2 separate regions of the Homo sapiens genome follow, and region 2 is linked to region 1. The links are chromatin loops, found by intact Hi-C in ENCODE. Cell type or tissue: lower leg skin. All regions are shown on one strand. Links, peaks and the distances in the headings refer to the core of each region. The heading gives the core; the rest is flanking DNA.

Region 1 (12,968 bases), core at 570-5,569:
GATGGGGGGAGTGTTTCTAGTCCCTCTGGTTCTGGGGTCTGTGAGGGACAGAGGTGAGGATCCTCCCTTCCCACCAGGTTTGATCTGTGTGATGCTGGATGGTCCTCTAACTTGAAGTGGTCATGAGAATTAACACCGCTAGCTGCACAGCTGCTTACCAGCAAGTATTGGAGACGTGGGGGCGTGAACACAATTGTGTGTTTTTAAGGAAACTTCATATTCAGTTATACATTCAGAAAAGTGCACAAATATCAGTGTACAGCTTGAAGACTTTTCACAGTGACCGCCGCATTCAGATCAAGAAGCAAAACACAGCCCAGCAATTGCTTGTGCCCTCTTGTCAGAGGCCTCCCCCAGGAGACCCTGCCCCATGGCAACCCCACCAGGGGCTGTGGCTGTGGCTCTAGTGCAACTGTGTGTTACGTGCTGCTCTCTTTGTCCCCTTTCCTTCAGCCTTGCTGGCAACATGGAGATGCCGTTTATTTTCATTACTGTGTAAAATTCGGTTGGACGAATGTACAGGGTTGCGGATGGGCATTCAGGCATTTTCCAGTTTGGGTAATTAGAAACAGGGTTGCTGCGGACAGTGTTGTATGTGTCTTAAAGGACACAAGCACTCGTTCCTGTGGGGCATTACCTGGGAGCAGAATTGCTTTAGTAGCTCCTGCCCAATGGGTTTCTGACTGTTCTACCAGTTACAGCCCCAGGGAGGCTGAGAGTTGCAGGTGCTCCCCATCTCTACCAGCCCACGGGGCACTATGTTTTTCAACCTTGCCATTCTTGTGGGTGTGGTATATGTTTTTTCATTCCTTCATTTGGTGATCTGTTACTGCAATTGCATTTTGATAGTCGGTAGAAGTAACTAGTTGGGGACAGTAAGCTATCACTGCATCAGATCTGGTGTGTTTAAACTAAACACACCTCTTGAGTTTCTCATAGTTTAGATGTTGGAGTTCAGCTCTTTCTAAAGGATTATTTCAAAAAGAAATGGTCTCAAGCATTTGAGAAAAAACTTAGAACTAAAATCCTGTTTTTTAAAGCTCCCTGATAAGAGATTCTTCAAAATCAAAAAATAAATTTGGCCACTGAACTGCACACTTAAAAGTGGTTAAAATGGTAATATTGATGTATATTTTACCATAATAAAAATGAATGTATAAGTAAATTGAGGGGAGGCACACCTCCAGGCATGACTGCCTCCACCAGCTTTTCTGTTTTCCCCAGGCATCCTCGTCTGTTTTTTCTGCCTTCTGTAAACCTCTCTGCATGTTGTCTGTGAATGTGGTGGTTGTGTGCAGGGGTCTGGTTGCATCGGTGAGACTGCATTGGGCCAGCCCCTCAGTGTGTGCACTGGGCCTCACAGATATCTGATGATGCCTTTTTCCTCCATGAAGGGCCAGAGGGGATGGACGAACTGATCTCCACTCCTTCGGTTGAGGACAAGTCTGAAGAGCCACCAGGCACAGAGCTCCAGAGGGACACAGAGGCCTCCCACCTTGCTCCCAATCACACCACCTTCCCTAAGATCCACAGCCGCAGATTCAGGGAGTGAGTGAGCCCCTGCCTGCCAGGGACTAGGGGAAGATGGAAGTGCTTCGGTTCAGTATGGCATTGATATCTCCCATAAATCCTTGTTGCTGGGCCACACTGTGCTTTAAAAACCTCATGGTTGAAAGAAGCTGGGTACCTGGTTACACGCATTCAGGGAGAGCCTAATCGTTGTGTCTGATTCTGCTTCTACTGAGGTTCTTGTATTAATGATGGAAGAGGGGCCCTCAGTCCAGGTTTGCAGTCGGGAGTGGATAGTGAAGTGACCGTGCATCATCTTTGGGCCCCTTTTCATGGTTTAATCTCTGTGTAATGTCTTAGGCAGCAGGATTCCTTTAACCTTGTGTGCTCACTCTGCCTTCTCCCCTGCCCACTTTTCTTCCAGGATAGTCTCCCGGTATTTGTCTTTATGACAGGGAGATGCACGGGGTAGTGGCTGAGATGGGGACCTGTGGCAAACTATGGTTGGGCAGGGCCCAGAGAAATTTGTCCCTTGTAGTTGGGAATGGGGGAAGATGCCCCAGTATTTACCTTTCATAAAATTAAATCATCAGGAATTCCACAGTTCTGGTTAGTAGTACTTGTTGAAACGTGACTTTTTGTCTGATGCAGTCTACGTCTCTTCTCCCTGGGGTGGGATGGGAGCAGTGCTGCAGTGTCACAGCCAGTGGCACAATTCCTGATGTCTGATGTTTCTTTCAGTTACTGCAGCCAGATGCTTAGTAAAGAAGTGGATGCTTGTGTTACCGACCTACTCAAAGAACTGGTCCGTTTCCAAGACCGTATGTACCAGAAAGATCCAGTCAAGGCCAAGACTAAACGTCGACTTGTGTTGGGGTTGAGGGAGGTTCTCAAACACCTGAAGCTCAAAAAACTGAAATGTGTCATTATTTCTCCCAACTGTGAGAAGATACAGTCAAAAGGTAAAGGCACAGTGTGGTCCTGTGATATGTGGGCCCCTGCATGAGTGCCTAGTGTGCCCTCGTGTTTGCCACACACCTCAGCGGCCCATGCCACAGGTCTTGACAACTCGTTTTCTTTGTGGTTTTTGTTTTTATTGAGTAACTGTTTCCCAACTGCATTGACCATTACCAAGTGCCTTACCCTCTGTAGGGCAGGTGGGTCCTGTGATCCTGCACGCTGGGAGGCCAGCCAGCCCACACAGGCCTCTGGCATCAGGGAAAGACCTGCCTCTGTTGTGCAGGCCACTGCCCTGGGGCTGGGATTGTCACTGGTCACTTGCACCACAGAGATGCTGTGCCTGGCAGCCAGGCAGTACCTACCTAGGGCTTTCATCTACTTGACATTTTGTTGTTCAGTCTGTGGTTGACTCATCTGTTTGCTTGTTACAGATGTGGCTTTGTCTAAATACTTTGCCATTTTACTTAAACTGGAATGTGTGTTTTTGTTTTGTTGGATGTGATATGCTGGGTCAGGTAACAGTGAACCCTCACCTGTGACATCTCATGTTTACCCTGTGCTTGTGCTGTCTTGGCTCCTGGAGGACTTGCCTGTGTTGTGTCCTCGAATTGAGCAATAGGAGAACTGATAAGAGCAGAGTGGCATTGCTCATGGACACCTGTCCTTCATCTCCATCTAGGCTAGGGAACACTCACAAGCCCCTCCCTGGCCTCATTCCTTTCTCCTGCAGTGTCAAATTCAGCTTTACGGAGTCCCACTTTGAGATAATGCATCCACATCCTGGGGCTGAACCCTCAAAGATGATGTTTCCCAGTTACCATTTCATATCTAAAGCCTGGAAGTTTTGTGACATGTCCGAGGCCCCCAGCCAGCAGCTCGTCCCTGTCCTAACTTGGTACGGGTCCAGCATCACCGCTGACCAGAATATGACAGAAGGGATCTCAGTGACCCACTCATCTGATTGTGTGCCCAGAGGCCTTTCCAGGTCATTGGAGAGGACAGGCCACATGCTTCCCTGGCTGTTTTTGTCAGTGTTGTACATGTCCACAGCTAAAGGGTCAAGTAGTCCTATAGGGTTTGTTAAGGGAGGGGCAGGCTTGGGCTCCCTTCCTTTCCTAGCAACTCCACCTGTCAGCTGTTAGCCACACTGTGGGATATTTCCTCCATATCTCCATGTAAGAGGCTTGTGAGCAACTGCTTCACATGTTTTCAGTTTTAAGTATTTGTCATCTTCCCAATAGAGCAAAAGGGCTTTGCTGTTACTTCCCCTAATGTATAGTTTGGGTTATTGTTCTTGTTTTGTGGTGGTTGCTTAATTGTCTATATACTTAGCATTAATGAAACCTCATGCCCTCAGCCAGCTGCCTCAGTCTCCTCTAAGACGGTTACACCAGGCATTCTGCAGTTTCATCTGCTGAAGAAACCTTCATTCCCAGCTCACTGCACCTCATGCATTTGCCACCCAGGGATACCCTTGGCTCCCACCCTGCTCTCAATAAGGTGTTGTTTATGGACTTCTTCTTGGGCTGCACTCTTGTTTTGTTGGAGTGCATCCTCCAGTGGTTTAGGAGAAAAGGATTCATGGGAGGCATATTTTGAAGGTCTTGCTTGAAATCCAGAGACTCTGATTCTTGATCCTTTGTGATCATTTTGCACCTCGTGCTCTCTGGGGGTTCACTGGAAGTGCCTTGATCCTGGGGTTACAGGATGTGGGACAGTTTGCATCCAGTGTCTTTGGCTCTGGGACACGATGAATTTTTGCTTTGAATCCTCTTCTCCAGTCCCTGCCAGCTCTTGGAAGTATGTCAGGGTCGGGCCTCCTGGACTGGTGTCCTCACATTATTTGTTTCCTGCTTCTTTTTATCTCTTTCTTTTGGTTTCATTTTCTGTTAGAATTTCTCAACCATATCTTGTAAAATTTCTGTATAATTTTTTACTTCTGATATTATTTTTATTTTTTGGGAGCTGTTTTTGTCCTCTGAAGATTCCTTTTTTTTTTTTAATCACGTTGCTGCTGCCTCATGGTTGCCTCTTGGAGAATTTTAATGATGCCTAGTTCCTCTCCCTGCAGTGCCTCTGTTTCCTCCAGGTAGTTTGCTCTGTTTGTTTTGGCCTCTCATGGTGGAGGTTTTCCACAGATGTCCTCTGTGTCCTAGTTGTCTGCGCCTACTTAAGAGCCACTAAGTAGCCGACTGGAAATCCGGGTGTGTGGCTGCTGTTCAAGGCTGTGAGCAGCGTTGAGGGTGGTGATTCTCAAAACTGTAGCCAGCATCAGAATCACCCAGAGGGCTGGGGAAAACACAGATTCCAGAGTTTCTGCTTCAAGTAGGTCCAGTGGGCCCAAGAATTTGTACTTCCAGCAAGTTCCCAGGTGCTGTTGCTGCTTCTCCAAGGAGTGCACTGAGAACTTCTGCTGTAGGATGATGTGGTTGGGCTGCTTCCATGTTGGAAGTGCCCCTGGGTGTCTCTGTCTCCCCTAGGGCTGGTCACATCCCCAAGGAAGACTTCTCACTGCCTGCCTGGAGGGACAGGCGAACTTCACCCTGTGAGCTCATCCTCTCACCACCATTAGATGTGTGGTGCGTCATGTCCTGCAAACCTGTGCTGTGCCTCACCAGAGGGCTGCAGCTGAGGGGCTGGACACCGAGTTGCCTCTTTGCCCAGTGTTCAACCAGCCCTCTTCACCTGTGCCTCACCCTGTGCTGCCTATTCCCGACCTTTGGGGGATTCTGGGGTCCAGGGCTGGCTGTTCTAGGCTTTTCTCACTGTTGGCTTAGGTTGGCTAGCTCAGTTGTCCATTTGCATGTCAGCTTCTGAAACTTTTTGCTGTTGTCTCTCACATTCTTCCGTGGATTTGTGTCTTTAAAAAACAAAAAGGTGGAAATGTATGCCCTTAGCCTGCAGTCACCCCACTTTCTTGGAAGACATCATTCTCCTTCTCTGCCTCTGCCAGAGCATGGGGCTAGGTTTTTACTTGATCAGCATCATAAGGATTTGTTGTATACTTAAAATGCATTTGTGTAATCATTGGTTCCGACACGTTTTTGCTTTGAGGCATAAGGGACTTGATTGTATATTTTATAAATATTTGCCAGATAAGATAGCCAATGGCTTGCAGTCATCTTAAAGATAAAAATTGATGTTATAGCCTTGAATTAAGTTGAAGTACTGTATTTGCTCTGAGTGGCATTTAACCTAATAATTCTGAACTTAAACTTTGAAATGGAAATAATCTGAGCCTAGCATCTTGCTTGTTTGACATAAGCTTTCTTGTGGAACTTCAGTAGTTGGCCCTTGCCACACGTGCTTTCATCTCACTAATAACGGGTTGGAGGTTGTTTGAGCAAAACAGTCTGGATTTTGCTGCTTGTATTGGGTGTTCCCAAGGCCACCACCAGGCTCAGTGATGTGCCAGGAGGACTCACATGACTCAGCTTAGAGTGGTACTTTCAGCTGTGACTTACTACAGTGAAAAGGCACAAAGCAAAATTAGCAAAGCGAAGAGGCACATGGGGTTAAATGTGGGGGAAACCAGGCTCCAGCTTCCAAAAGTCACTTTTAGTGACATCACATAGGAGACTCTTAATATCCCAGAGACAAGTTAAGAGCCCGTGGGAAGTGTTGTCTACCAGGGGTGCTCATTAGAGACTCAGCGCCTAGGGTTCTGTTGGGGGCCGGTCACGCAGGCATCCTCTGCCTAGCACACACAAAGTTCCAGACTCCAGAAGGAAAGCAGGTGTTCAGCAGAAACCACAGTGTTTGCACACCATAGAGGCACAGTGAGTTACTCTTACCAGTTAAGGTGGTGGGAACCCTCCCAAAATCCAAGTTCACAGACCCCAACCAAGGGCCAACCTGACAGGCAGCCTCGAGAGGACAGCAGCCAAGCCTGCTCTGTTAGGTTGTTTCTGCACAGTGCTCAAATAACATTTCAGATTCACTCCCGGGAGCTGGGGTGGACACCAGGCAGAGACCCTCCAGTGAGAGAGATGCATCTGATGTTACGGGGGACTTCATATGTCTCCCCTGACAAACTGAATATAGATTTCACTGTAAGTATACCTCAGGAATACGGAACACTCCACCCCACCTCTGCCCTATCTCCCCTTTTCCCAGCCCATCTGGAACTGGTCTTTTTCTTCAAAGTTTCTATCCCAGGAGGCTGCCTCCTCATCACTTTGCAAATGCTTTGGGTAGATCAGGGGCAGGGTGTGGGCAGAATAAGGGCTGTGGGTTTAGAAATTAATCTCCTATCCAACTAGATGCAGAATGAGTTCCCAGTTTCCACAGTATGGTAGGACGTGCATTGGAGAAGTTCTTCTCTTGAAATGAGAGGATCGATATGTAAGTAGATTCCAGGTGATACTATGCTAATTGTAAACAGTTGTTGTTTTTTACAGTTGCTCCGTAAAGACTGGGTGAGTATCCTGTAGGCCAGATGCCTGGCCTACAATGCTGTGTGCCTTGGTAACTCGAAAGCATATGCTGTGCCTTCCTCCAGAGACCACTGTGTTCCCTCCCAGGGTGGTGTGAGCATCCTCTCCAGGAGTTTTTATTAGCAGTTTTCTTATGAGGGAGGGTCAGCATCAGGAGCTTGGCATTTTCTGTGAATTGTTCATATTTGTTGCCCATTTGCTTTTGGGATGTTGACCTCTTTTAGATTGATTTGTACCTTTTTTATAAGTTAGCCCTTTGGGTAAGAGTTCCAAGTATTTCTTCTGGTTTGTCAGTTTCTCCACCAAAAAAAAAAATTGGCCATGCAGAGACTTTAGGTGTTTTATATATTGGTATTTCATTTTTTAGTTGCATCTAGGTATTGTGTTATTTCTCAGCCTTCCCACTCCAGCGTTTAAAAGGTTTGCTTTTAAAATTCTGTATATCTCCTGGTTCCTTCATTTGTATATGTTTAGGTAGGATTTATTGTGGTCTAAGATGGACAGGATGGGCCCACCCAGTCCTCTAGGATCTTCTCCCTAACTAAACCAAAATGCTGTTCCTCACATGCTGTTTCCATCAAACTCCGGTTTTTTCTGGCGTCCATCCTGTTAATCTGCATCACCTTGTTTACACTATGGTATCTTTATAGTAAACTTTAATACCTGACCATGTTAGCCTGACATCTTTTTATATTTTTTCCATATTTTTTATTTCTTAGTGAAATCCCGTCTGTAGTAACTTACAGTATTTTAAAGCAGGCGTCCCCAACCCCTGGGCTGCAGACCAGTATTATCTGGGGCCTGTTAGGAACTGGGTGGCACAGCAGGAGGTGAGCATTACTGCCTGAGCTCTGCCTTCTGTCAGAACAGCAGCAGCGTTGGATTCGCATAGGAGCACAAACTCTGTTGTAAACTGCGCTTGTGAGGGATCTAGGTTGCCTGCTCCTTATGAGAATCTAACTAATGCCTGATGATCTGAGGTGGAACAGTTTCATCCCAAAACCATCTTCCCCTGTCCGTGGAAAAATTGTCTTCCACGAAACCAGTCCCTGGTGCCAAAAAGATTGGGGACCGCTGTTTTAAAGTGTTAGATTAATGTGGAGTTGACATTTCATCATTTTGGATCATTCTATGCAGGAGCATAGGTGCCTTTTCATTTGTTCAGATTTTCTGTTGCGGGGATGGTTTAAAAGACAGGGTCTCACTCTGTTGCCCAGGCTGGAGTGCAGTGGCATGATCATGGCTCATTGCAGCCTTGAACTCCTGGGCTCAAGTTACTGAGCTTGCCTCCGCTTCCTGAGTAGATTGACTACAGGCACATACCACCACACTGGGCAAATTTTTTTTCTTCTTTTTTTTTTTTGTAGAGACGGGATCTTACTATGTTGCGTAGGCTGGTATTGCGTTCTTTAACAGCATGCTGAAGTTGCCTGTAAATCTTTTCATGTTTCTTGAAAAATTCATTCCTACCAACTATAGTCTTGTGCTGCTGTTGTAAATGGAGTCATCTCTTTGATATATGCCAACTGGCTGCTGTGTGCTTGTGCCACACCCCCTCATGTATTTCTCATGCTGTTAGGAGTACTTCTCAGGTGCTGTTGGGTTTTCCAGGTGCATCACCTGCACATGGTACTCATTTCACCTCCATCCTCTCTCTGGTGCACCAGCCTTGGCTGGTCCCTGGCCCAGAAGCAGGGTCAGGGAGTAGAGGGTGGTGAGCCCTCGGGAGCCAGACCTGTGCCTCGACCAGGGGTACAATGTGGGATAAGAAACTTAACCTTTCTGTGCCTCTGGTTGTGCATCTGTCAGTGAGGACACAGCATCTGTCTGCCTTTTGGGATTTGGGGGAGGACACAGGAGCTAATAGGTGGTAAGTTTCAGTAATACTAATAGTTAACTTTTCCTGTTAAGACAATACCAGCTGTGTGTTTTCTTTCCATTTTTCCCCATATTTTTGGAGAGTTGATTCTGCAACTTGCTTTCTCCTTGTATTTTCAGGGGCGTCTGCCTTGGATATAAAATCATAGATGGGTGTGTTGCTAAGAAAAAGCTCTTTGCAACCAGTATTAACACCACACTCCATGTGACATGTCTTCCTGTCATTTTTCATTGTCCTTTGACCAGGTGGGCTGGATGACACTTTGCACACAATTATTGATTATGCCTGTGAGCAGAACATTCCCTTTGTGTTTGCTCTCAACCGCAAAGCTCTGGGGCGCAGTTTGAATAAGGCAGTTCCTGTCAGTGTGGTGGGGATCTTCAGCTATGATGGGGCCCAGGTGAGTGCACAGGGCACAGGCCTCTTCAGTCACTGCCCGTGGGAGGAAGTGGGGGCAGGTGGTCAGTGTGGGCTCACCCACAGAGCAGCCCCAGAACCTCCAGTAGGCTGTCATTGAGGAGGAGCCACCACTTAGGCAGAACCTTCTTATAAAAAAGTAGCCTTTGTCTCCTTGACATCATGGGTTGTCTGGTTCTGAACTGAGCTCTGTTCTGGGCTTGCTGCTGACATAGTGGCACCTCAGGCAGGCCCAAGAAGTCGGCCTAGCCCACTCTTTCCTCTGGGGCAGCATCCCTGGTACCCACCCATAAGCATGAGGTCCACATTACCCCATGTCACCCCTGCTTCTCTGTGGAGGTGGCCATTGCTGAGTTTGAGGGACCCGTGTCCTCTGTAGCTGGGATGTTACCTGTGTGCTCTCACTTGTGCCCAAGGATCAGTTCCACAAGATGGTTGAGCTGACAGTGGCGGCCCGACAGGCGTACAAGACCATGCTGGAGAATGTGCAGCAGGAGCTGGTGGGAGAGCCCAGGCCTCAGGCACCTCCCAGCCTACCCACACAGGGCCCCAGCTGCCCTGCAGAAGATGGCCCCCCAGCCCTGAAAGAAAAAGAAGAGCCACACTACAGTGAGTGCTTAAGGGAGAGTTGTGTCAGGTCGAGTGTCCTCTTATTTACTGACTTTAATTAGGAGTCCCTAGGTGAGCAGCTTGACAATGCTGCAAGACCAGCTGAGTAGCAGGGCCTGGTAAGTCCAGCCCATTGCCTAAGAGGTATTATCAGACTTTTGAAGTGGGAAGGGCTTGTCAGTGACTGTCTCAGACTTCAAGTCAGATGTCTTTTGACAATGGGTGGCCTTAAGGATAGCTGTACCCAAGACAGGCTTGGAAGGCCAAGTAAAGGTTCAGTCCTCTCCTAGCCTACCTACACAAGGCCCCAGCTGCCCTATAGAAGATGGCCCCCCAGCTTCTCCTCAATAAGGGGCAGCCCGGCCCAGCAGGCTGAGAACAGTGAGTGAATGTCTGCCAGGGCACCTCTGAGCACCGTGAGCTGCTGGGCAGTGGCCACAGGCTCCCTCTCTCATGCTGCTGGTTTTCTTACAGGAGTTTTCCTACTTGTTGATGCCTATTCCTCACTCGTGCTGTTTTCTCATTTTAGTTGAAATCTGGAAAAAACATCTGGAAGCATACAGTGGATGTACCCTGGAGCTAGAAGAATCCTTGGAGGCTTCAACCTCTCAAATGATGAATTTGAATTTATGAGAGTTCTTGCCTGTGTGTCTGTATTTTGGGTAAGGAGGGGAGGTCTGAAAAAGACTTTGGGGCTTTTTCTTCTGTTTTTCATGACAATGTAATTTGTGTAACTGTTGAATCTGGAAATTGATCAGCATTAAAGGGCACATGAAGCAGTGTCTGCAGGCGTTCAGTGCTGCGGAGCCTGTTAAAGGTCACTCAGATGTGCAGGTGTTAATCTTCTCTAAAAGCCTGGTGATACAGCTCTGGCTTTCTGAGCACACTACGGATCTGGAAAATACTGGAAAATGTGATACTTAGAATACTTTGGCTGCTAAGGAAACTTCCTCTCCATTGCAGAATAGCTGAGCCAAGTGAGTGAGTTTGCAGAAAGCAGGTGGTGAGCTCCTGCCTGCTGGAGGTTGCCATGGAGGGCCATTCCTGCCCGGCAACAGCACCGTCCTGCAGGGAGCCACTTGGCAGAAGGGTGCAGGGCTGCTGGTGTCAGAGCAAGAGGGCTACAGGGAAAGGGCCCTTTCTCAGGGGATGTAGCTTTTTTAAAAGATTTGGGAACACTTGGAGGATTTGCTAAAATGAGCCTCAGAAGGAAAATTGGTTTTCTAACCTGTGACTTTTTGAAATGAATTATTCCTTTCAGTCTTTATTTTTCAAAGAAACAATGTGTATTGAAGTACCTAGATTTGTTTGATAATCAACAAATCTTTCCTTTTTCAATGAACATATTCTGAATGTGGTTTCTGTCTTAGACCAGGAGGACAGAGTTTGCTTTCATATTTTCCCTGTAAGTAAGAGGGCTTATTTATTTTAAATAAAGAGTAATTATTAAATTTTGTTTCAGACTCTGGTGATTTTAGGCTTCTCAGTGGTCTCTGTCTTACTTGATGATTCCTATGTCTTAATTTACCTCCTTTGGACAGTCTGGGCCCTGAAATAAAAGGGGGCCGCGTAGTGGGGGTTCTGCTATCCCCAGCACTCCTAGGTCTGGAAGTAGTGATTGTCAAAGCCTCCAGCACTGCACAGACCTGCCGGAGCCAGATCCTGGCTCAATCCCAACCTGCACTTGCGTTTTCACCACAGCCAATGGCAGGAAAGAATTTTCACTGCTTTTTGTATTGTTTTGGCTTTGAAAGTGCTCTTAATTGAATTCAGTCTTGGCAATATTGTACCTCTTGAGAAGCGGCCTGTGATGAGCACATAAAATTGGAATAGTGAGTCAGAAATGACATGCTATGAGCAGGGCTGGAAATGTGACCAGAGGTTGGTGTATGAAGGCACCGTCTGCCCTGTCATCTGTGGAGCTCACAGTGACCAGTGTGAGCCTTGCTGTTCTTTACACGTTCTGAGCTGTTTAGACATGGGAAGTAGATGTGGTCAGCCAGGCCATCAGTAGTCCCAAGCAGCAAGTCATCTCCACCCATTTATCTTTCAGGGCAGTCAGCGGGGCCAGCAGGAAAGGAGAGGTCTTTCCTGCTTCCTCCTCCCCTCATCAGTAAGTAAATAGCAAGTTGTGGTAAGTTTGAAAATAGGAGATTATTTGAGAATGAAAGTTCCAAAATTAATTTGTGGGCAAAAAGACAAAATAGCCTATCAGCTGCACTCAGCAGCTAGAATTTTAAAATTTGATAAATCAAAAAATTAAAGATCTCCACTAGAGATGAATTCCTCTGCTCAAAGCCCCTTTTTAGAGCTCTCTAGTTCTGTGATATTTGTTTTGCTAATCCTAAGATAAAAGCAGCTTAAACAGAGTAGGTAGGCTTTTCAACATGTCATGCAGCTGCTGAGAGCTTTCCTTTTCCTGGGATTTAACCAAACTCTCATCACATGGTTGCCTGGTGATGCTATCATTTTCTTGGCAGTGAAGGACTCCAGCTGAGGCCACTGCTGCAGGTGACTTCAGCTCCCTCAACGTGCAGATGGTGCCGCATGAAGCACACAGCTCTGGGCCAGGGGCGCCAAGTACAGTCATTTAACTGAACAATGTACAACTCTATTTTTATTTTTTCCAGCAGAGCAAAGAAAGACTCAGAAATTCATCCTCATAACTCCATTTCCCAGTAGAACACTCCACATTACGAAAACTTCAAGTATGTAATTATTTTGTTAAGTGTGAAAGTGCTTGAAATCCAGACTTCAGGAGAAGAGACAGAAAACAGCACCAAGAATATAAGCCTAAAGCCCATAGCATTTCACTCATCAGTTTGTAGTGGTTGAAGCCACACCCAAAGCAAGAACCACAGTGAGCTGATGGATATTTTACAGGAAAACTTCAGGTTATGAGTATGTGATGGTTCCGTGAGCAAGACTGGCATCCTTGGCTGGATGGGCAAGCACACACCTCACAGGCAGCTGGGCCTCTCGACTTGGGGTGCGGAGGGGGAACGTGTGGAGACAACCAGGGTGTCTCCAGCATCTTCAGGACACCTGTTGTGATGGATCCTGAAGGAATTAGCAGGCGATGTATGCTGATCCCACACAAAGGCTGGTAGAGAATTTGTCCAGCTCCAGAAAGAGGGGATGCAAAACAGGTCATTGTC
Region 2 (15,772 bases), core at 7,010-12,009, 67 kb after region 1:
TCCGAGCCTACAGAATGTACAACACCAACTGGCAATCCTAATGTCCAGATACAGATGTCGGGTGATAAGGTACCTATGTGGGTTCACCGACTGTAGCAAAGGCACCACTCTGTGGGGGGATTCTGAAAATGAGGGGGCTGTGCATGTGTGGGGAAGGAGCATATGGGAAATCTCTGTACCACCTTCTCAATTTTTCTATGAACCTAAAGTTGATCTAAAAAATAAAGTCTATTAAAATCAGTAACAACAAGGAACAGGCCTAGGAGTTCCTTGCCAGTCACAAAAGCAGCCTCTGTGAGGGTTCATGGCCTGGACACATTAAGGAAGTAAGTGCCCACACCGGAGGGCTAGGAGCAGAGACGCAAGACCCACAAGGCCCAGTTCATTTCGGGTCAAATACCAAAGATGCTGGATCACTGTTGGAGAGATATGGTTTACATGGGATCTAATTCCTATCTAGATCCCCCAACTGCAATCAGTCCTCTGCGTATCCCAATAAGCATGCTGGGGTCAGGCCAGGCTAAGAGTCCAGAGCCAGGAGATGGGAGAACACAGAGATTTATTTCAACTCTCTCTGGAAACCCAATGAAATGACTCTAAAAGGATATGAACTTTAAGGATAAAAATGGAGGAGGGAGGTGACTTTGGAATCTATTAATAGGTGAGCAGTAACCAACGGTGTGCTGGCAAGCTGTAACAACTGGCTCTCCACGGGGTGGGCAGTGGGGGTGGGCGGTGGGGTAAGGTGGGGGGTGCCCAGCTTGCAGCACACGCTGATTTCTGTGGTGTAAATGCTGCTTTCGAGCTCCCAGAATGATGCCGCTGAACTGGGGAGAGGTGCACAGCAGCACCCAGCACATGGCACTGCCATCTCAGATACAAGAGGCGAGTAACTGCAACCACACAGATAACAGTAGAATGCACACGATACTAGAAAGGAATGAGTTCTGAGTATTTTACCTTTTTAAATATAATTTGTTTCATTTTAAGTCCACATATTTAATTTTTAACAGTGGCTGTGTTTACCACCAACCCTGTCACACACCACCAGAGCTGACTGATTTGAATTTCAGACCAGAGTTGAGCCAGGGCCTGGAAGAAGTCACAAAGAAACACAACCTGGAAAATGGAAGCAAGCTTAAAAGTAAAATGTGGTGAAAGAAATGAAAGGCTGGAAAGTAAACTAAAGAGGTTTCCTAGAAGTTACACACGTAGCAGAGATGAAAAAAAGGGGAACAGACAACTGGACGATCCATTCAGGAGTCCCACATGAACTGGCAGGAGCTCCGGGAAAAAAAATGAGGAATTATTAAAGCAGTAATAAAAAGAAAATAACTAGAACAGAAGGACCTGAGCTTTCGGAATAACAGCGCCCAGGAGCACAGTGAATGAAAGGAACCCGCCCACACCAGACACATCATCCTGAAAGGAGGGTTACATGAGGCTTCCAGAAAGAAACAGGCCACAAAGAAATTACCTCTGAGTGCCCCACTGGAGGCAGCAAAGCAACGCCTTTGAATCCCAGGGAAGATGACTTCATACCTAGAATTCCCCATCTAGTCAAATTATCAATCAGTATGAGTGCAGTACAGAACACTGCTTCAAACCTACAAGTTCTCAAATGTTTTACCTCCCTCAGCTTCTTTCTCAGAAAGCTACTGCAGGATTTGCTCCACCAAAACAAGGGAGCTGCTTCCCAGGTCTTCTTTCTTAGGAAGCGAGTGGAGGAGAGGCAGAGAGAGCGGGGAGCTGGGGAGCAGGCAGAGGCTCCAATGGGGCGGGGCAGGAGAAGGCACAGTGGATTACTGATTGCATCTGTGGCTTTGTTCTCAGAAATGCATTTTAAGGCTCTGGCAAAGAGTCTGAAGATGAATTAGAACAGATACACAGATTAGAAAATGAAGTTATTAACCCCAGGGAAGCAAGAGTGACCCATGAATGGAAATGTAACCAGAGTGTACTTATCACTGCCCAGTTGCATAGCCCCCATTACAAAAATTACAACTAACTCCACTGGAGGTCTGGGGGAAGAAAGAGAGGGAAAGGGAGGGGACAAGAGTCAGAGAACACAATCCTGTCTTCCATCATAACACAACATCTAAGATGGGAAAGTCAGGAAATGTAGGCATATCTAATTTGAAGGAAAATACCAAAATAGTGAAAATAGTTGAAACTCAGTGTCTCAGGGCAGCAGGGAAGGGACAAAGGGACAAGACAAGCAAGTGCTGCTTCCTCTCTCAAGTTAAAGAAGAACTACTTCACTTTAAAATTACCTGCATTAATTACTCTCATAAAATGAATTAACCTTAAAAAGACATCCATGTTCTGGTTCCTCACAGCCTGGGGAAAGCAGCCCAGTGGATCCAGAAGCAGAAGACATGACCCCCTGAAGGGAGGCTCCCAAGGACGGGAAGAGTGAGCTGACTCTGTGCAGAGCCTGGGTCCCTAGGGCAGCCAGATCTGGGGGCTCAAACACGCTGTAAAAATAGGATTGTTCACCGCAAAGCCGAAGTGCTGGGCAGTGGCACAGGATTTAATGCAGAATGCCAGCACCTAATGTGGCCAGCCTCTTCCACTCCACTCCTGCCCCCTCCCTCCGATGCACCCCACCCGTCTCAGGCTGCCTTGCAGCCTTGGCACTTGCTGCTCCCTCTTCCAGACTGTTCTACCCCCAGGAGCTGCTGGTGGCTGGCTCCATCCCACAGTCACCCTTTGCCTCCCCTGACCCCCACACTCCATCCCCCTCTGTGGTATTGTTTTCATAGCACTTGGCCTAAGGACCTAAAAACGCCTCCCTGACTTAGTTGAGGTAGAACAGGAGAAACACAAACATCCCAGTGAGAAGACTAGGGCCAGACCCGGAGAGGACAAAGGTAAGGAGCCAAGAGTAGAAAGTTCCACAAAACAAAATCGCCAGTGAAGAGAGATTGAAAACAAATCTTGTAATAGTATCCACGACCAAACCCAGGGATGGCAAAGCCATCCCCAAACGAATGTGGCTGAGAGAAGGTATTTCCAGGAGTGTCAGCAGGTGCCCAGGTGGAAGCCAGCAGGTTCTCCTGTGTGGCTTTAAATGGTTACGAAGGACTGTCAGGACTGGTGCTGTTTATGCGGTTACTCAAACTGGTTATGTTGAAAAGAAACCTTTTTCTTAATTGCTTTTACCTTGGACCAATCCAGACACTGCCATGTAGAGCTCAGCAGGGCACGGGCACCCCCACCTGGCTTCCAGGCCCTGCCCTGAGAACAATGATTGACCACCAGGCTTCCTGGCACGGATTTATATCCAGGTCTGCAGTGTATTGATCTCATCAGCAGACACCAGATTCTCGATGGCATAAATCAGGCCCTGCTGCTCTTCTCAAATGGCCTTTAAAACAGTCCACATGAGTAGCCAAAGGTCAGGACAGACCCCATGCCACATACTGCTCCTCCCAGGGAGGGGGAGGGGGCTGCACATTTTCTTTGTGACACTGGAGGGTTTTTTTTTCCTTTTTCAACAAGAATGCATTGTTTCATATAATTTTAAAGTTGCTTTAAGCAAAGCACACACCACAACTCACACAGATCTGCCGGCCCTGCGAGTTCTTTCAGAACAGTGGCTCCATAATCATTGATGGGTGTTACATTAAGGACCTCACTCTAAATAGTTAAATTAAAACAAAAGGAGAAAAAGGCCATTTTGCTGGCTTTCTTCGCCATTTCTGAGAAGCAAAGGTATCCCGCTGGGAGCTGAGCTGTATGCATGTGCATTTTGCCCTGACAGTGTGAAATTGCTGCCCTTTGCATTCAGAAAGAATGACTTGACACAGGAGCCCATTAGAAAGACAGGGTTGTGAAATGTCACTCTCATTACTTACACGTAATTGGGGCTGTTCATGAGGGTGCACGAGCCCACTTTAAATGTCAGCAGAATGGAACTCCAAGGGGGCTCTGAGCCCCACACTCTTTTGCCTGTCAGTACTTGTCAGAAGGCAGCTCTCCCACCCCCAGGGGTCTTCAAATCAAGGCAGGAGATCACAGCAGAGAAAATGGGAGTACCCAGCAACCACTGTGCATACATGTCTGCGTGTATGTATATATATATGTGGACACATGTACATCTGTGTGTATGCATCTGTGTATGTGCACGCATGTGCATCTGTATTTCTGTATGTGTGCACATGAACCCGCATAGATATGTGCACCTATCCATGTTTGTACATTTGTACACATCTGTACAGGTGTGTTGTGTACATGTGTATGTCTGCATGTCTGCACATGCATGTGTATGTCTGTGTGCATACATATGTACACCTGTGTGAGTGCATGTGCATCTGCTTGGATCTCTGCATGTGTATACATATGTGTATGCATGGGCATCTGTGTATGTGTGTGTATAATGTATGTGTGCACCTGTGCATGTCTGCCTGTGTACATATATCCATACATATGTATCTGTGTATGCATATACATGTATGTGTGCACAGCTATATGTGCACATACGTGCATGCATCTGTGTGCGCATCTGTGTATGTGTACGCAGACATGTATGTGCGCATCTGTGTGTGCATGTGTGTATATGTGCATCTGTGCATGTGTCACTCTGTTGCAGAACATACATTCTGATCTAGTGTTGCATCTTAGATGTGAATAGTGACTGCTGGCAAGTGTCCTGTAAGGCAGGAACCATGAACCAAAATGCCATCTGGGGACTGTCCAGTCACCCGTGTCTCGGCTCCTTCCTGGGATCAGCTGTCTGGCAGCTAGGGTAGATTACAGAGGGGACACCAGTCACTACCACATGGAAGGTGTCAGTGCTTCTGCCAGCAACAGGATGCAACACTGGCATTAAAATGCCCTGGCTGGCATCCCAGGGAAACTGAAAGGGGATCTCTGGTGACAGCTGTGGACTGGCCAATCTAACATAGGCAGTCATTACCTGGACCCCTGACCTCACTGCATGCAAACTACTGCCTGGGGGAGCGTGTTCTGGCTTATTTCTTATCTCAGGGGTTTGCCCAGATGGGGCAGGTAAAGCTTAGAGTCTCTCCAGGCCCTACAACCAGGACAGTGGAGGACACGCACTCACCACATCTTCCCTCCCAGCTGGAAGCAGGCAGCCAGGTGCTGGGAAACAGAAGACACCACAGCCCTCACCAACCATGCCCTGCCAGTACCTGGCCACCTAGTATCCCCACCCTGGGATGTCCTCTGCCCCCAGAAACCCCTCTCCCACCTCCAGTTAGGATGCTGATGTCACTGCCTTGCAAACTGAGGATAAAATGGCCTTATCCCATCAGGAATCAGGAATGGGTTTCAGGAGCTGTCTAGGTCACAAGCATAATAAACAGTTTATTGTTCCAACTTCAGTTTTCCTAGAATTAAAATGGATCCCTGGAGACCAACACTCCAGCTCTGCAGGGACATGCCTAGCCCTGGACCTGTGTTGGGCCGGACTCACCCAGCAGGGCAGCTGCCAGGACCAGTCTACTTCACCCTCAAGCCACATCCCTGCAGGGGCAAGCGAGCCACAGCCAGGATATCTCAGACATGCTCTAACCCTCACCCACTTCCCAAACCCCTGGGTGCAGCATGTACAGAATGGGAAACCCAGGGAGAGAGACAGAGGGCGGTGGGAGTGAAGAACACAGGCATCCATCTATCAGCAATGTCGGCAGGACAAGCGCTATGAGGATGCACGCAGAGTGGCGGCACGAACAGGGCCCTTCAGAGGAAGGGTGGGGACCCCTCTAAGCAGCAGCCAGCATGGTAGAGATGCAGACTGTCATGCCATTTGTGTGACATCACTCTACTCTTCAGACTTGGATACAGACAATACTGTCTTTTCTGGAGGGTGTGTGGTGTGTGCATGCATCCTTGGGCCCAAGCAGGTTAGTGCTAGCAAAAATAATCATCTTCCACTGGCCTAATGTTGACCTGCTGCCATCTCTAAGGGGGCCAACGGTCTCCCTACTGGACACTGGCTCCCAGGCACAGTGTGGGGTTGTTCTGGGAAGTGGCTGGCCAGCCCCTCAGGGAGGACTGTGTTAACCCTGCGGCCCTAAAGGGATGCCTGGTGTCATGTCTTTCAAAGGTGATACTATGGTCTGAATGTCTGGATTACCCCCAAATTCAGATGTTGAAATCCTAACCACCAATGTGATGGTTTCTGGAGAGGGAGCCTTTGGGAGGTGACTGGGTCAGGAGGGCAGAGTCTTCATGGAAGTAGTGCCCCTATAAAAGGAGTCCCAGAGAGCTCCCTCACCCCTCAACCATGTGAGAAGACGCTGTCTATGAACCAGGAGGAGGGCCTTCACCAGACACCAAATCTGCCAGCGCCTTGATCTTCGACTTCCCAGCCTCCGGAATGGATAAATAAATGTCTGTTTTTATGTCACCCAGTCTATGACATTTTGTTTGAGCAGCCTGAGCTGACTGAGACAGTGGCAATTCAGGGGCTGCTGGCACCCAGCAGAGCTCAGCACCGGACAGAACCCAGCCAGCAGAGATGCTTCCAGAATGCCAAAGGTCGGTCACCATTTACACTGGTAGCGCCTTTGATATGACACTAAAACTGGTGCTTCGGTCCCCCAGAGCTTGGCTTGCAGGGAGGGCAAAATTACATAAAAGACATTATATAGAAAAGTTTTGCTTTAAGTGGACTTTATTTGTATTCTTAATTTTCCACCTCTTATAAAACTGTCCTACCTTCAAAAATAATTCCAAGGGTGCTTAACTCCACAAACCAAATGTAAATTAAAATAAAATACCCATTATTGTCCACAAAGCAAGCTGAAATTTAAAAGTCTGCTGCTAGTTAGTGCTGGGAAGGTGTGGGGTAAAGGACTTCTGGGTACAATTCTGAACTATCCAGATGTCTGCACACTCTGATCCCCTGGCAACTCTTGGGCAGCAAACTATGTGTGCACAGCTACAGGCGTGCAAAGCGACACGTGGGAAGACCACCCTGCCATGACGTGACAGTAAAATGTGCAACCAAAGGGGATGCTCCTCAATGAGGGGCTGGTTAACAGTCAGGCAAGGAAGACAACACCATTACAAAGACTAAAGCTGGTCTACACGAACTGCCTGTGAGCCCATCACACCGAAGACATGTGTAGAGCAACAACACGCGAGGCGCGACCCACCTGTGTCAACAGAGGATGCGTCAGTCTACACACAACACATACACACACAGCCACGGACACACAGGGACATGCACAAACACCAGGCACAGACTCACAAGAACATACACTCCTACACACAGGGACACACAGATACCAGACACAAATGCACACACATGAACGTGGACAGACAGCCAACTGTTAACAGTGGTCGCTTATAAGGAGGAGGAGGAGGAGAACAACCAGGAACTCAAGTTTTCTTTGTTTTTTAAAAAATGAATCATACTTTTATATTGCTTCTGTAAAAAAATTTAATTCATGAAGAGATTATGTTTCACCCATGCTACACCCAAGTCAGTAGACCAAAAATTGAAACCCACCACATTAGTGTATGGAGCTGTGCATAATGCGATTTTTCACATGCTAATCCATTTCTTGGTTTAGGTGACTATTTCTTGCCATACCTTTGACCTTTTTTTTATTTACATAAAAAAATGAGAAGTGGCTTCCTTTCCCCATATATACTTCGTGCTTTTTGTGACAGCAAAGTAAAAAATAACAGAAGGAGCCAGTCCTCCTGGGCTCTCACAATGGAATTCTCTTACTGCTTAATACAGCACAGAATGGATAAAATTGTCCCTGCTTTCAATTACCTTATAACTAAAGATTCCAAAATATTTTTTATGAAGAGACTGACAAAAAACAAAACTCAAAGACAAATGACTTAAGGGAGGAAAAAGAAACCAGCAAAAAATACTTGTAAGACAAGTGCCAATTCCTAATAAATAAAGTGATTTAACAAATGTAAGAAAACAGAGCTCCCACCCCAATGGACCAGATAATATATCTAGCCAATAAGCACAGAAAGTGCTGTCTCCCTGGCAGTGATGCTGTGCTAATTAAAGCCGCCCTATCTAATTGGCAAGATGTGCTCTCATCACGGTCCCATGCATAGGAACCATGAAGGTCTAAGCTGGCAGCAGGACTCTTTAAAAGCCAGCAGAATAAAAAACCTTGTGGGGGCTCATTCATGATACTTGAGTAATATGAAAATGATGAAGGAAAGATGGGGTTTGACTTTTGTTTTCACAAATTAAGCTGGTTATTTCCTTCTCCTCTGAAACTGAAAATGCATGGCTTGGAACGGACCAAAATTAAGATTAAACACAAAATGGCCCAAATCTGAGGAGGGTGACCTGGAGAGCCCTCTTATTACACCACACCTTACCAGCCACCTTCCTGCACCCTCCAAAAGAAGAGAGTAAGCTTTCTGGTGCAGGCACCAGGGGCCATCAGCCGCGGAGCTGCCACAATCCCAAGACCCAGTGGGAGGAGAGGCCGAGAGAGCAGGGAAGAATAGGGGGAGCTGGGACAAGCAGTGGCAGAGCAAGAACAGAGACAGACAATCACTGTGGGTGCCCAGCACCCACCTCCCCATGCCGGGCCCAAGGGATGGCAGCCAAGTCTGAAGCTTTGCCCCACAGGATATCAGGGACCAAGGGACCAAGCAACCAACCACCTGCCAGATCCAACTGAGGCCTCTACACATTATCAACTCTGCTCAACTGAAATTACAGATCATGAATAAAGTGGTTTTACCTGTATCTTATGCCTCTTGAAACTTTCCAGTCATTTCTAGAAAGACGTCTTCAGAAATCTTTGCTGTGAAAATAATGGGAAACAAGGCTATTTAAGCCCTTAAACTGTGCATCCACTTAAACTCAGCAACACTCCTAGAAAGGCACTGAAAACAAATTATTGTGAGTTTAAACCTTCTAGACTTCCTTAGACGCAGGATCAGCTTGGCTTGCATGTGCTGGGGAAGACAGCACTGGGGCAGACAGGAGGGAGGAGCTGTGCAACCACCCACCCACGAACAGAGGGGAAGGGCAGCCCAGCCCGTTACCTGGTGCTAGAGATGAGCCCCAGGACCCGACCAGGTGTACTTTCTTGCACAATAAGCCATTCCAGTTAGCAGAGTCTGTGAACCAAAAAAGTACTATCTAATTGTCTATTAGCTCCAGATATGTATCCTTTAAAATTCATCTTCATGAGGCAAAGAAGGAAAAAGCAGAAACACATATGGCATAATTACAAGCACTAAAGAGCTGTTCATCTTCCTTTATTTTTGGATGGCTGGTTTTCAGCCAAACAGAACGGTGTCCACCGTGGTGTGGCAAGGTTCCATAGCATGGCTGTCACTCCTTTGCAGTGTGGGAGATCAGTCTCAAGACAGGGATCGTGGGGTGCAGTAGCAGCACCAACAATTAGATCAAGAGAATCAGAATCGCAAAACCAGAGCCACGTGCAGGACTGCAGACGCTCAGGAGCCGACGCTGATCCCTCCATGATTCTATTAACACAGGAGCCACGTAATTGTTAAACCTTGGAATCAGACTCCAGCATATTCTGTGGTGAGGAGGGTTTCTTTTTTGTTTGCCTTTTGCTTTCAGAGCTTATATGATCACGGCTCTTTTTTTGAAGCCAGCTGGGAAGGAGGCGGCTCTCCCTCCTCTACAGGAGCCCCCGTCCCTCCCACCCAGGCCCCTCACTGGACGGCTCCCTCCTCTACAGACGCCCTGTACACCCCTCCCCAGGAAGCAGAACCTTAGACACGGCCATCCAGGCACACAACATCCGGTCCCCCCACCCCTCGGGGCCGACACATCCTCTGAACCCTGAGCAGGCACCTGAGGTTAGCAAATGAACCGCGAGGGCAGTGATCAGAAACGATCACGATTCATCAGGCCCCACCGTAGTGGAGCTTCCAGAGACTGATACTGGGGTCTTCCCTCCAGCAGTGGATGGCTCTTACGGCCAATTTTATAAGCAAAAGTAGGTTCACATGAGCAGCTATGAGAATCCTGGAAAAGGCCACATCCACCCAGGACCTGACACCGACATTTCCTGTTGAAACTCCTGGGGCAGGGCTGAGCATTTGGGCACAACTGCTGGACAAGCAAAGAGGGAAAGTCCACGCTACTGTGGGCACCTGCAAAGTGCCACATCACTTGTTTCCACGAGGCCTTCCTGTCACACGGGAGGGAGAGGGGACAGTGGCCGCCCAGAGACTGTGCCAAAAAACAGTTGAAGGCAACAAAGGCAGAGATTCATACATAAATAAGAGGCTTAGGTAAATAATGTGAATATCACGGATTTTAAAACTAAAAAACTGGCCAGGCACTGTGGCTCACGCCTGTAATCCCAACACTTTAGGAGGCCGAGGCGGGTGGATCACTTGAGGTCAGGAGTTCAAGACCAGCTTGACCAACAAGGCAAAACCCCGTCTCTATCAAAAAAAAATACAAAAATTAGCTGGGTGTGGTGGTGCGCACCTGTCATCCCAGCTACTTGGGAGGCTGAGGCAGGAGAATCGCTTGAACTCAGGAGGTGGAGGTTGGAGTGAGCCAAGATCGCGCCATTGCACTCTGACCTGGGTGACAGAAAAAGACTCCGTCTCAAAAAAAACAAAAAAACACCTGAAAAACTTCTATTTTTTAGAAATGAAATAAGCCTTTGTCACTTTAATAAAGACCCAGAACTGCTCATCCTGTGGTTTAAGACACGTATCATATTCACGGTAATTTTGTGGCATCCAACAACAAATGTCAGCAGGTCTGGGTTCTCATCTCAATTGCCTCCAACAACTCCACCTGAACACCAGCATCCTTGTGTCCTGCCTCCCAGCTGGGGGTTCATATCTAGCCTCCAAAAACAGCTGCCAGCCCCAAGGTTCCTGAGTGGGAACACACTTCCTTTCTTAGTGAATTGCCCAGGCCCCAACCCCGCGTTGCCTTCACCCTACACATACACGGTTTGTTTCTTCTTTCTCAGCGTGCAACCCCACAGTTATGAGTTACCTGGCTTAAAAATGCAAACCCACACTTCTCATGTAATTACTCATCATGCTGTTTTAACTCATATCTCCCAACTCCTGACAGCACAGGTAAAAAGAATCCAATGGCCTGTTCATCAAAAAGCAATGAAATTAATTAGGAGAGAGAAGCATTTCCCTCTCATGGCCTTCACATCCTCTCCTGGTGCACCCCCTCTAGTGCAGGAGAGTGTGGGGCTCCAACGCCCAGGCCTTGCGAACAGGTATTTAGTGGTCGCTGATGGCAGAAGGACAGAGCCACTGGCAGCGCCTTCATCTGGCCTCCATCCTGCAGACATGACCTCGCCTTCTGGGCGTACTCCCTAAGCAGGGACCTGGTGTTCTTCAGCACACAGAGAAGACAAGTGGGATGAAGCAAGAGCAAGGGGCTCTGCAATCAGAGGAACCTGGGTTCCAGTCCTGGCTTCTCCAAGTTGTGTGTTCCTGAGGGAAGTTACTGAGCCTCTCTGGGCCTCTGTTTCCTTATCCAAAAAGTGGGCATACTAATACTGCCTGTCTCATTTGGTTATGAGGATCCATGACTAATCAGTTAATGCTTCCTAGTGCTTTCCTAGGTGCCCGATGCTGTTTAAGCACTGGGAGGCATTAACTATCATTCTTACCACTTGTGAAATGAAGCCAGTTATATCTGCCTAGCTAAGAAGACTCAGAGAGATATAACAAGCAGGGTGCAGCTATTAGCACATCTAACAACCCCTACTGCCAGGGACTGTGGGCTCCACCAGCCTCCTCCTGCACACACGGGGGATCGGGGCTTCCCCAGGTCCACATAGACTCCTGGAAGCAGGGCTTAGGAACACTGTGACAGGCAGCACTGCTGTGGCTGTGGACGGGGAGAGGGCCGTGAGCCCCTTCTGCTCAATCTCCTCATCCTGGCCCAGAAGCAGGTAAGGAAGTTCCGGAGGCAGAGAGCAATGGGGGACCTTCTGCTGAAATTGGCACTGCAGCACACACCTCGATGGGGTAGGCATGCATATTACAACACAATACCATTACACTCTGCTGAGCAGGGCACCCATGAGAAAGGCTGGCTACAAAGTACACAGACAGGGCCCGGAGGACATGTTTCCGCACCCTGCTGGGCAACACCTGCCAAGAAGCTACATCCAGAATCTCTGATCCAACAGTCCTCTACCAAGAATTCAGTATGGATATACCCCATGTGTGCAATATGACTGGAACGAGGCTATTCAATAGGTAAACTCCAAAGACACCCAGAAGTCCACCAGTGTGTGTGCGTCTATGTGCATGGGTACACACAGATACAGCATAGAACGTTTTCTATACAAATTATTGCACATTCCAGAGGATGGAATACTATGCAACTGTTAAAAAGAATAAAGCTGCAATTGTATGAAAGGGCGCTGTTCAGTAAAAAGTAAGGTTCCCAAAAATGTGAGTAGTATGTTTCCGTCTGTGCAGGCACATGGTGTGTGACCGTGTGTGTGCGTGTGTGTGTGTGTGTGGGTGTGCACACAGGCTCATCAGAAGGATGATTCAAGAGATCACAATTTAATCAAGAACCTGCTGGCAGCAATGCCTATAGAGAGAATTTGATCTGCAAAAGGAGTGTGCTTCATTTTTCATGATTTTGATTCTTTAGAACTATTCGAATTCCTTCCTTAATCATGTGGTTTTCTAACTAAAATATTTTAAATCTGATATCAAAAGTAAAATACAGTAATTGTAGAAAATTTGAAAAATTCAAGAAAGGCAAGAGAACACATTGCTGACGATCTCTAAAAAGGTTACACAGGTTATAACGCTGGTTAAAGTAAGATCCCAGCTCGGGTGTCTCCTGTACTAACTTTACTAAGAGGAAGATTTCATCAAAATGGAAATTTTTAAGAACAGCAGACAGACATGACATACAGTTCTGGTCTTTCTGGCATTTTGGTGAATTCCTCATTCTAAGAAACTCTGACTCATTCACTCAACAGTCACTACTGGAGGGTGTGGGGTGAAGGTGAGAGTCAGATATAGACTGTAGACCCCCAGCCCCTGCTTTCTGGCTTGGGGAGGGCAGGCCACAGCAACCGCACAGGACGGTTGGGGGGCCCTGCTGGCTCTGTAACATGGGAAGTGGGACAGGCAGGCTGGGAGCCATGCAAGAGGAGACCTGAAGTCCAAGAGAGAGGCTGGAGCCTACAGGCTGGTAGAGGAAGAGGGCCCGCGTGGGTCACGTCCAGGTCCTGTGTGTCCCTGCCCCGAGCACCATGCGTGCGCATCCCCGTGCCGTTTATTACGTGGTGCCCTCAGCAGCCTGTCACGGCTGTGCAATATTCCATAATTAAATATCATAATGTGGGACATTCCGATCCTTTCCAACTCTCCACTTACAATTCATTTTTCTTTAACCACCAGCAGTACCCGGCCAAGAATCTTTTCTGTCTGGAATGTTCACAGTGATGTTACAGAGGTCTAGGCACCACACAGAGGGCACTGGGAGATGGGCACGGGGGAGATTCCATGGTTCCATCATGTCTGTCTGCTGTTCTTGAAAATCTCCATTTTGATGAAATCTCTTAATAAAGTTAGTACAGAAGACACAAGTGCTGGGATCTTTAGTAGTCGTTACAACCTGTATAACCATTTTAGAGACTGTCAGCAATGTGTCAGCAATGTGTTCTTCTCTTGCCTTTCTTAAACAGAGGCTCAGGGCTTCTACTGATCAGGCTGACAGGTTTGCTTCCTTTAACTGGGAAATAATCACACATAACTTCCATGATTTATTTTCATTTGACTCTCTTCTAAAACTTTCAGTTAGTTGAGCTGAAGTCATTTTTGCAAAGTAATACTATATTTGCTATAAAATACAAGTCACCTAGCTCAAACTTTTTTTTTTTTTTTTTAAATTGAGATGGAGTTTCACTCTTGTTGCCCAGGCTGGAGTGCAATGGCGTGATCTCGGCTCACTGCAATCTCCACCTTCCGGGTTCAAGTGATTCTCCTGCCTCAGCCTCCCAAGTAGTTGGGATTACAGGCATGTGCCACCATGCCTGGCTAATTTTGTATTTTTCGTACACACAGGGTTTCTCCATGTTGGTCAGGCTGGTCTCAAACTCCCAACCTCGGTGATCCGTCCACCTCGGCCTCTCAAAGTGCTGGGATTATAGGCATGAGCCACTGTGTCCGGCCAGCTCAAACATTTTTTATGCTTCTTTCAAGTCTATTAGAAACCTTAATTGCTTCTTAGTTTCTCCCCCAACTATGGAGGAAGCATATTGTGATAGCTGCAGTGCCGGCTGTGAGGCCAGCTTGCCTGGTTCAGATTCCCATGCTGCCACATCCCAGCTGTGTGACCCAGAACAGGCCTCTGCCCCTTCCTATCCCTCAGATACTTCCTTAGCACCTCCCCTCCCTCTGCTACTCCCTCAGTACTTCACCTCCCCCGGCTATTACCTCAGCACCTCCCCTCCCTCAGCTACTCCCTCAGTGCCTCCCCTCCCTCCACTAATCCCTCAGCACCTCCCCTCCCTCAGCTACTCCCTCAGCACCTCCACTCCCTCAGCACCTCCCCTCCCTCAGCTATTCCCTCAGCACCTCCTCTCCCTCCACTACTCCCTCAGTACCTCCCTTCCCTCAGCTACTCCCTCAGCACCTCCACTCCCTCAGCACCTCCACCCCCTCAGCTACTTCCTCAGCACCTCCCCTCCCTCCCTACTCCCTCAGTACCTCTCCTCCCTCAGCTACTCCCTCAGCACCTCCCCTTTCTCAGCTACTCCCTCAGTACTTCACCTTCCCCAGCTACTCCCTCAGCAACTCCCCTCCCTCCACTACTCCCTCAGCACCTCCTCCTCCCCACAGCTACTTCCCTGGGAGAGGGTAAGACACAGCCCTACCACCAGAGATGAGACTGCACAAATGAGGACTGTAAGGCATGGACGTTAAACACAATGTTACAAACAACCAACAAAATGGCACTATCCCCACAATGGCGGCCCACACCAAGGTGCGGAAAGGTCCAATCAGAATCCCACAGAAACGAGCAGTGCAGGGGCAAATAGGTTTTCCTAGATCAACGTCAATCTCCATTAAACCATGATGGTTTACTCTGTGATTTATTCCTAAATTGAAGTTTCTTTCTAAAGCCCACGACCACAACATTAGCTTTTACTACTTACCTCAGCTCAATGAGTCTGAAATGATTTAAATCCAAGATGCTTCCGTCCCGACTCCAAATTCCTTCGAGCTCTTTTTTTTCAGAACCTTGCACCCTTAATTCCTGAGTGTCTCCTTTCTCTGACCAGGACCCTTCTCGAACCCTACTAATTGCCTTCCTCACTGTGTCCTGCCTGGCTTTGGTCTCCTGGGCACCCTCTTCCTGCCCTCCCCCACCTCTGCCCAATGTCCCCCACTTCCCTCACACCCACGGTTCATACCACCATCCCTCCTGTGAGGCCTCCACCTGGCTCCCGCTACCTGTAAGGGAATGACACCACATTCTAAGAGCTCCACCTTCTTACGGCCCCTGTGCCCCCGGCCTTCAGTCCCCCTACACACAGAGGGGACTTACAAGGCATGCTTATTTCTTACAAGGCAGCTCGCATCACACTATTCTCTTGCTCCAAAGCCTCCTGTTTCTCTCCAGGGCTTGCAGAGGCAGGTCTCAGCCCCCAATCTAGTGTCCCCAAAGGAAGCCCTACAACTTGCTAGGTGTGCATTTTCCCCTCTTTCTGTGGAACACCAAGAATACACCACCTATCTAGACCCAGCCCCCCAGATATTCTGATTTAGCAGCTCCCTAGTGAGGCCAGGGTCTGTCTGGTTT

What was found. Peaks named below come from ENCODE experiments on the same cell type or tissue, not always from the same donor. Only the 100,000 strongest peaks of a DNase experiment are listed, where the experiment ranks them.
Region 2: it touches region 1 in a loop (4-fold over the local background); 4 of 110 quality-filtered maps call a loop at or near these places.

Annotation. Positions count from the first base shown.
Region 1 is chr9:89,348,382-89,361,349 of GRCh38, forward strand. SECISBP2 (SECIS binding protein 2) reads left to right here. Exons shown (of 17, transcript NM_024077.5): 13 at 1,395-1,548; 14 at 2,251-2,471; 15 at 9,030-9,184; 16 at 9,618-9,810; 17 at 10,340-11,282. The coding sequence ends at 10,443. It also overlaps a transcript of SEMA4D not described here. Among named protein-coding and RNA genes, the nearest start is that of SECISBP2, 36 kb to the left of the region's middle. In lower leg skin, for the core only: no CTCF peak of the experiment used is centred there; a DNase peak (open chromatin) is centred at 3,380.
Region 2 is chr9:89,409,351-89,425,122 of GRCh38, forward strand. All of the region lies in intron 2 of SEMA4D (semaphorin 4D), which reads right to left. Among named protein-coding and RNA genes, the nearest start is that of SEMA4D, 81 kb to the right of the region's middle. RefSeq lists enhancers at 1,447-1,606, 2,101-2,603, 2,604-3,105, 3,357-3,857, 11,240-11,389 and 1 more. In lower leg skin, for the core only: no CTCF peak of the experiment used is centred there; a DNase peak (open chromatin) is centred at 9,754.